2 separate regions of the Homo sapiens genome follow, and region 1 is linked to region 2. A link is an interaction called in ENCODE POLR2A ChIA-PET data of the cell type or tissue named here. Cell type or tissue: PC-3. All regions are shown on one strand. Links, peaks and the distances in the headings refer to the core of each region. The heading gives the core; the rest is flanking DNA. Region 1 overlaps DIXDC1 (DIX domain containing 1). Region 2 overlaps CRYAB (crystallin alpha B).

Region 1 (4,402 bases), core at 86-4,085, 56 kb before region 2:
AGTTGTGTTTAAGAACCTGGGTTTTGGCTGGACGCGGTGGCTCACGCCTGTAATCCCAGCACTGTGGGAGGCCGAGGCAGGCAGATCACGAGGTCAAGAGATCGAGACCATCCTGGCCAACAAGGTGAAACCCCGTCTCTACTAAAAATACAAAAAATTAGCCGGGCGCGGTGGCGGGCGCCTGTAGTCCCAGCTACTCAGGAGGCTGAGGCAGGAGAATGGCGTGAACCCGGGAGGCGGAGCTTGCAGTGAGCCGAGATTGCGCCACTGCACTCCCGCCTGGGCCACAGAGCGAGACTCCGTCTCAAAAAAAAAAAAAAAAAAAAAAAATACAAAAATTAGCTTGGCGTGGTGGTGCACGCATGTAGTCCCAGTTACTTGGGAGGCTGAAGCAGGAGAATTGCTTGAACCCAGAAGGTGGAGGCTGCAGTGAGCCGAGATTATGCCATTGCACTCCAGCCTGGCAACAGAGCAAAACTCCGTTTCAAAAAAAAAAAAAGGAAAAAAAAAAAAAAAAAAACCCCGGGTTTTGCAGGGGAGGGAATGGGAAAAAAAGGGCCTAGGTTTTGGAAAAATAAGAATACATATTCATATTACTTGTATAGACATAGAATGGGAAGTTTCTCTGGGAAGAAATGCAAGAAACTGCTAACACTAGCTGCCTCTAGAAGGAAAAATGGGTAGCTGGTGGGGGAACATAAGTGGAAAAAGGAGGTTTGATCTTACATCCTTTTGTACATCTGGATTTCCTACTAGTCCATGTATAACCTATTCAAATAAATGAAACATTAAATGTTTAAAACAGGCTTTGGAATTAAAGCAGATCTAGGTTTGTACCTCTGTTTTGGCACTTATAGTTATGTGACTTTGTAAAGTTGCTTAGCCTCTCTAAGCCTCATAAAATGAATACAATAGTACTAGTCATATTATACACCTATCATAAATAAATCAAAATAGCATGCTTAGCTATTTTGTTTGACTCATACTAAGTACTATTTATTTTTATAAATCTTCTCTTTTAAGCTTGTTTCCTAAAAGTGGGGATAATATTATGTTTCCCAAAGATATGATGATTAAATGAAATTAAACAAGATAGAAAGTGTTCAATCCTAGCAGTTGCTATTACCGTTGCCATTATTACCATCATTACAGATGAATACTCTGATGAATTCATAAACTGTCCCTATGAGGTATTCACGGATGGGCTGCTTGTTGCAAACCTGGCTTCTTCCGTACCACTTGCAGGTCCTATATCCCTCAAGAACTCAAAGCAAAATCAGCTAACTAATGTAACAATAAATGTTTGAGAACCTATTATGTGCATTTGGCTAGAGCTTGCATAAACAGAAAAACATTATACTATGCCTGCTCTTAAACAGCTCAGATCACACAGGATAGGTAATCAAATGATTACCACATAATTATCATTCGATGAGAGAAATAATAATAGAAATATGGACAAATGCTATGGAAATAAGGTTATGGTACCATCTAGTAAGAATGACTGTCAACAACCCCAGGGTTCAAGAGGAAAAAAATTTTATGAAGTATTATGGTAGAAGGGTCCTTTTGCCAGTAACATCCCTCTTTTTGCCTGACTACTACTTCCTTCTCTGGCCTTGGTTTAGATACCAATTCTTCTGGTAGGCCTCAGTTGAGATATCAGTTCTGGTAAGCCAATCCCTGAGCCCCTAAGACTGGGCTGGGTGTCCCTCCTATGTGCTCCCATCTGTGCTTACCCCACTGGAGTACTAAGTACATTAATGGAATTGACTTCACTTTCCAGCCTTTCCAACTAGTTTGGTAGACTCTTGAGAGCATGGACTATTCTCATCCTCATATTCCCAAAGCATAATACAGTGCCCGGGACACAATGTTTATTGACGAATAAATAAATGAATTAACCTTGGGCAAGTATTTTAAGTCTTCTCTACCTCTACTGCCATATATTCTAAAGAAAAAATAACCTGCTCTAAAGGGCATAAGAAGGATAAAGAAGGCCAGATTCTGATCTATGTACTCTAGTATCAGAGTCCAGGGCCAACTGACCAACAATCTCGATGAGATATGCCAGGATCACCCCATCCCGGAGATCTTGTCGCAGGTCCTGCACAGGCTTCACTGCTGGCCTCTTCTTCAGCTGTGCATTCACCCAGGCCACATAGGCCTGCAGCTGTTGCTGGAAAATAAAAGATATAAGTAAGGGAAAGAGAGCATATTAATCTCAACCCTTACCTCATACCCTCTGAGGAAGCGTTTGTGACTGGGGTATAATAAACAACCCATATCCAGAAGCAGGAGAAATTTTTGAGGAAAGAGAGAAGAAAGATTATATCATGGTCAGACACACAGCATGTTCACAAATTCTCTAGTTTTATGCTAATCTCCAGTGATAAGCTAACCTCGGACTTGGGTGGCACTGTAGACACACATAAGCAGATGAGTCTTTCAATGACTATGACTCTTGCTTTCCTCAAGTTTTTCTCTGTTGACCAGGGATGAGGGCTTGGCCCAGAACCACAGCCAGTTTTCAGGTCTATTCACGACTGCCAGCAACCCACCGCACTTCTCAGAAACAATTACTCGTGCCATATGCATAACAGACTCTGATACTCATACGAATTGCTCTTGGGCAACCAGGAATAAACAATAAACCATGCTCAGAGCTGCCTCTCCCATAGCTGCTTTCTTCAAAATGAGACTTAAGTGAAATCATCTCACAGTCAACCCAAGATTTATTCTCCTGAGCCAATAATCCTAGGATTGCTACAGAGTTAGTTTTAATCCATGCTTTATATTGTCAAAGAGGATCTGGTTACCGAAAATCTACACAAAGAAGGAAAAAGAAAGGCTATAGTGAGCAATGTTACTGAAGACTAAGAGGCATTTTCATTTACTTTTAGACAAAGCTAGGGCCCAGTATTATCAGAAACTGGTCAGGCATCTACGTAGGGACATACAACTCATTCCAACCCTTGGAAACCTTACATATTACATTTTGTCCATTAAACAGAACTGGTATTCAGATGTTTATGCTGATTATTTGGTCAAAAGATGGGCACTAATATCAAAATATCACACAAACAATGTCACTCTCCAAGTAGCAGCTCTGACTGGTTTCTTTGCAGCCCAGGACCCTGAGCCTAAAATTTAAGTTCAAGGGCTAATTGTATTAATTTATAATTTGGTTAAAATACAGTTGATTCCTAAGCCCCAAGTACTTCCTTAATGAAACAATGTTGGAAATTACTCACTGGCTGCTTCCTGAACATAAATTAAATCGTCATTATTTTCTCTCTTTGTCAATTTGTGAGAATAAATAACATCGTTTGGAAGACAGTGCTAAGACAACAATCCATCAGCCACTGACAAACTGTAGGAAGTGCAACGATCAGGAGGAGGTGGGAGGAGGAATCTAATATTTATTGAGCACCTATCATGAACTAAACCAATTTTTGGTGTTTGACCCATGTTTTAATTAGTGAAGGTACCTGGGCCAGGGCCTGACATAAAATTGACGCTTACTAAATGTACTAAATGACATTATTTTTGTCATCGTCATCCAATTCAATTCTCAGAAAAACACTAGAGTTAGCATTATCTCCATTTTATGGATGAGGTTCAGAGAGGTTATGTAACTTCTCTAATGTCCCCATAGCTAGGACATAGCAGACATGGTATTAAAACCCAGTAATGTTGTCCATGCATTTACCAAGGGTCTCTTGCTATCCAACTTACTCCACAGAACAGAAATGGCTGCACCTTCTGCCTCACGTGGGCCAGACACCCATCACCAGGGACCAGATGAGATCTGTGATGCTCCAAGGTCTGCTCCCATTGTGCAGTCAGAAGCAGACCAGGCAAAGGGCACCTCTAGAGTGAACCACTCTGGTCTGAGGGAAAGCAGTTAAGCCCAGAAAGAACACTAAGGTGACTGGTGGGATCTGATTACCTGGCTTTTATATAAAACTCCTAACCAATTTCCCTGTATCTATTATCATCCTCAACCCACCCTCCACACATTCCTGCTTAAAATCTGTTACTTGTCTCCAATTATCCTCAAAGATAAAATCCAATTGCCATTTAAGCTCGTCACGTGCTAGCCTTCACCTGTTCTCCAGCTTCACCCCCATTCCCCAAATACCCACCATGCTTCAGCTCATCTGAATTATGTACAGTTCCCCAAATGCACCATGCTTTCCAGCCGCTCCACCTCCTTCTAACTCCTGCCTCTTTTTTTTTCTTGGAGATGGAGTCTTGCTCTGTCGCCCAGGCTGGAGTGCAGTGGCATGATCTCAGCTCATTGCAACCTCCGCCTTCCAGGTTCAAGCAATTCTCTCGTCTCAGCCTCCCAAGTAGCTGGGACTACGGGTGCCTGCCACCACGCCGGGCTAATTTTTGT
Region 2 (4,402 bases), core at 36-4,035:
CTGAAGCAGACAGCTATGTTTATTTAAAAAGGAGATTTTTTAAGCAGAGAAGAGAAGGATGAATTACCCGGACAGAAAGCAGCTCTGCAGAATAAGACAGCACCTGTGTAATCAGTATTTTTGCCCTCTTTCTCCCATCCCATTCCCTTACCTTGCTATTTCTAGATGCGCCTGGAGAAGGACAGGTTCTCTGTCAACCTGGATGTGAAGCACTTCTCCCCAGAGGAACTCAAAGTTAAGGTGTTGGGAGATGTGATTGAGGTGCATGGAAAACATGAAGAGCGCCAGGTATGTAGCTTGTTTTTTTGTTTTCTGCTCATTCATTCAGTGCATACTGTAATAGTCCAGGTAGTGCTATCAGCTTTGGAGGCTGGCTACATTCCAGTCCCAAGCCATAACAGTCGGGATCAGGGGTTACAAATCAATGTCTAGAAGACTAAGTTAGGATAGACATATTGCTGTTGTTACTATTATGGCCAGAGATGTGGCCTTTGATTTGATCGCCTTAGATGGGATGATGGGATGCTGATGCCCCATTTAAGCCAGTGGTTCTGAATCTGGGCCACATTAGAATCACCAGGGGAACTTTCAAAAAACCTAATGCTCGGGCATACTCCAGACCAATTAGCATATGTGCTGCCGAAGCGAGCACTACTCCAGACCAATTAAATCAGCATTTTTAAGGGTGGGACCCAGGCATCAGCAATTTTTAAGGTAATTCTAATCTACAGTCAAGGTTGAGAACCACTGATTAGGTATAGGGCTGTCAGACACCTAGTTGCTTTGCATAATTACATTAACTACAGGTACCCTAAAAGCACTTGAGTTGTGACTTCTCTTTTAGCTGTGCAAGAATCCGTGTCTCTTCTTTAGCCCATCTTAATGCTGAACTACTTGGTTTGTCTAAATTTCAGAGCTGTGCTCAGTCTTTAATCCCCTACAGCCCATGTGGTAATCAGTTAACGAGAGCCTGTTTGGCTACATGCTTGAGAGTCAGCAGGCATACGGGTTAAGGTCATCTACTCTTTGGGGGAGTTCTGACAAATGGAACAGCTTGTTATGACTTTATAAGAGGGCTTTAAAATTGCTTCTCACCATTTAACGATAGCTCAGAACCTGTGCGTCAACCAGTACAGTTTGTCCTCAGTAATGTCCTCAGGCTGTTTCAATTTTGCTTATATGATTTAGGTTTGGGTCATAGTCTCCTTGGATGGAGTCATTTTTTTTTTTTTTTAATTTCAGCAGCAGTCCTATTGTTCTGGAACCTTCTGGGACATTCCTGAAGAGTCAGGACAATTTCAGGGCTTCCTCAGGGACTCAGATTCTAAATGAGATTCCAAATTCTGTAGGCCCAGCCAACATTGATCTAAACCTTTGGGAAATACCCCTAAACATATCTATGCCTCAGGGTTTGAAAAACAATGAAGTGTTGGACTGTTTCAGACTTCTCAGATTCTCACTGGTAGGAGTGACTACCTAGGCAATTTCATCTTAGCTGCAACCCTGAAACGAAGCTCTATTTATTTTTCCTATGTTGTCATGGCATTTGGTCTCACCTAAGGGGAAATCAGGATGCCTGAGTTCTGGGCAGGTGATAATAGTTCCTGTTCTTATCTCTCTGCCTCTTTCCTCATTCTTTTGGGTTAGGATGAACATGGTTTCATCTCCAGGGAGTTCCACAGGAAATACCGGATCCCAGCTGATGTAGACCCTCTCACCATTACTTCATCCCTGTCATCTGATGGGGTCCTCACTGTGAATGGACCAAGGAAACAGGTCTCTGGCCCTGAGCGCACCATTCCCATCACCCGTGAAGAGAAGCCTGCTGTCACCGCAGCCCCCAAGAAATAGATGCCCTTTCTTGAATTGCATTTTTTAAAACAAGAAAGTTTCCCCACCAGTGAATGAAAGTCTTGTGACTAGTGCTGAAGCTTATTAATGCTAAGGGCAGGCCCAAATTATCAAGCTAATAAAATATCATTCAGCAACAGATAACTGTCTTGTGTTTGAATATTCCACACACTTTTAAATAAATATACAGATACCACAGATCTATTTATGATTGCATTATGATTTAGAGGGCTCCAAGGATTTTAGAGTCAGAATGACTGACTTCACCATTTACTACTGGTATAAATGTAGGCAAGTTGCTTAACCTTTCTGGTCTTCAGGTTTTCCATTTATAACATGGGTTACTGAGTTGTACAGAGGAATTATAGGAAGTAAATTAAGGAGAAGAAGCAGGAAAAGCCGCTGGCAGAGTTCAAGGAATATTAGTTACTCTCTCTCTGCCCTCTTTGATTTTAGCTCTCAGTTTAAAGGACTGGAACACATCTGAATGAACTCTGGATAACGCTACATAAAAGGCCTTACTGCATCTCTAAAATTAATTACATCACCAGGGAAGACATGGTGACCCTAATACTGTTTGACATTTTCCTATTGATAAGCATTGCCTTAAGCTGATTTACAAGGGCAATAAACAGGACTTGGGTGATTATCACCTAACAAGCTCTGAGGTATAGGCTAAATCAGTGGCCCCCAACCTTTTTGGCACCAGGGACTGGTTTTGTGGAAGACAATTTTTCCATGGCCCCGGGGGAGCAGGAGATGGTTTCAGGATGATTCAAGCATTAGATTCTCATAAGGAGTACATAACCTAGATCTCTCACATGTGCAGTTCACAATAGGATTCATGCTCATATGAAAATCTAATGCCACCACTGATGTGACAGGAGGTGGAGTTCAGCTTCACTCACCTCCTACTGTGCAGCCTGGTTCCTAATAGGCCACGGGCCAGTACCAGTCCATGGCCTGGGGGTTGGGGACCCCTGGTCTAAATTATCTAGCAAACACCTACTAACCTAAGGCCAGGGAATATCCAATTCAATGTCCTACCACGTAATAGTTAAGTTTTAGAATTACAACTAATAGCCAATCAATAAGTGGTTCTATTATTTAGCTTAAAGACATACCACTGTACAGAAAAATCCTCCCCAAAACAAAAAACAACCCTCCATTTCATTTCTGTGGGTCTGGACAAAACTTCTGATTCACTTGATAAACAGCACTGCTGTAGGTGATCTGGTATAAATGTTTATTGACAACTCTTATTTTTTCTTTAGCAACTTCTAGCTAATTTCTGATTTCATGCAAAATCAGAAGTCAGTCAGTTTGGGGACTGACCAGCGTTTTGAAATATTCTACGTGAAACAATTGCCTAAATTTTTTTATGACATAGAGGGAAACAACACACACTGGAGCCTATCGGAGGATGGAAGGTGAGAGAAGGGTGAGAATCAGGAAAAATACCTAATGGTTACTAGGCTTAATACCTGAGTTATGAAATAGTCTGTATAACAAACCCCTATGACATGCATTTACCTATGTAAGAAAATAAAGGAAAAAAAAGATCACAATGAGAATCACTGAGCCCCTATTAGAATGACTAAAATGAAAAATTGACTATACCAACTAAAACAAAAAATATAAATAAATAAATTTAAAACTTAATAAAAAAATTCATGATGCAGGGGTGTGGAGCTAGGACAATATAAATTGCAAATCTATACCGGTTCAAAAATGCTTTCTCTTAAAAAACAACTTCCTAATAGTCTGAAATACTGTGATCTAGCCAGAAGTTTACAGCCAATTTTTGTGGCTGTGTAGCAGACACTGTTGGTTGCCTAACCAACAGCTATTTACCACCTTCAGCCTTGCCAACAGTATCCCAGATTGGTTTAGGTATACACCATGTTCTTCCTAGCCATGTGCTTCAGAGAAGTGAACTCAAGCTCCAGCCATAGGAGGTCTATCTTGATTAGTCCAAATCAAGCAGGGAAATTCTCTTCTTGATTTTCAAGATTATTCTTGAAAGGGCTATGACTCAATTATGGCAAATGAGACAGGAGGGAAGTCTGTTGGAGATGCTTCTAGAAAAAGTTTCTAAACTAAGAAAAGATTTCAGAAAGATTCAGAGAGAGAGAGAGAGAGATTTTTTTTTTCCTTGCTCTGGATGTTGGAGCACGAGAATGTGATGCCTGGATTACTGTAGCCATTTTGAAAACGTGAAGCGGGCATCCATGATATGCTGAGCACAAAGACAATAATCTCAGGTCCTTAATGGGTCAATGAACTGCTGAATTAGCCAACTCTAGAGTTTCCCTACTTCAGGCTGTCTGATTATGTCTTGTTTTTGTTAATAATCTGTTTTGACGTGGGTTTTCTGTTACTAGTAGGCAAAAATATCTAACATTATCAAGGCTGAATTAGATAGTGTAAAATAACTGAATGCCTGGAAGCCATGTGTCAATTTTAATCATTTTAGTTAATTACTAGTATATTTCCCAAGCAATTATGGACTTGGTTTTAAATAAATCACAACTTCGACTATTATATAATG

Evidence for each region. ChIA-PET counts read pairs that join two places held together with the same protein. Peaks named below come from ENCODE experiments on the same cell type or tissue, not always from the same donor. Only the 100,000 strongest peaks of a DNase experiment are listed, where the experiment ranks them.
Region 1: POLR2A ChIA-PET joins it to region 2 with 9 read pairs; 7 of 35 experiments call an interaction of 5 or more read pairs at or near these places.

Annotation. Positions count from the first base shown.
Region 1 is chr11:111,962,326-111,966,727 of GRCh38, reverse strand. It overlaps DIXDC1 (DIX domain containing 1), which reads right to left. Exons shown (of 20, transcript NM_001037954.4): 2 at 2,050-2,179. Among named protein-coding and RNA genes, the nearest start is that of DIXDC1, 27 kb to the right of the region's middle. In PC-3, for the core only: no CTCF peak of the experiment used is centred there; no DNase peak of the experiment used is centred there; H3K27ac peaks cover 402 bases.
Region 2 is chr11:111,906,213-111,910,614 of GRCh38, reverse strand. CRYAB (crystallin alpha B) reads left to right here. Exons shown (of 3, transcript NM_001289808.2): 2 at 166-288; 3 at 1,648-2,051. The coding sequence ends at 1,851. Among named protein-coding and RNA genes, the nearest start is that of CRYAB, 3.4 kb to the left of the region's middle. In PC-3, for the core only: no CTCF peak of the experiment used is centred there; no DNase peak of the experiment used is centred there.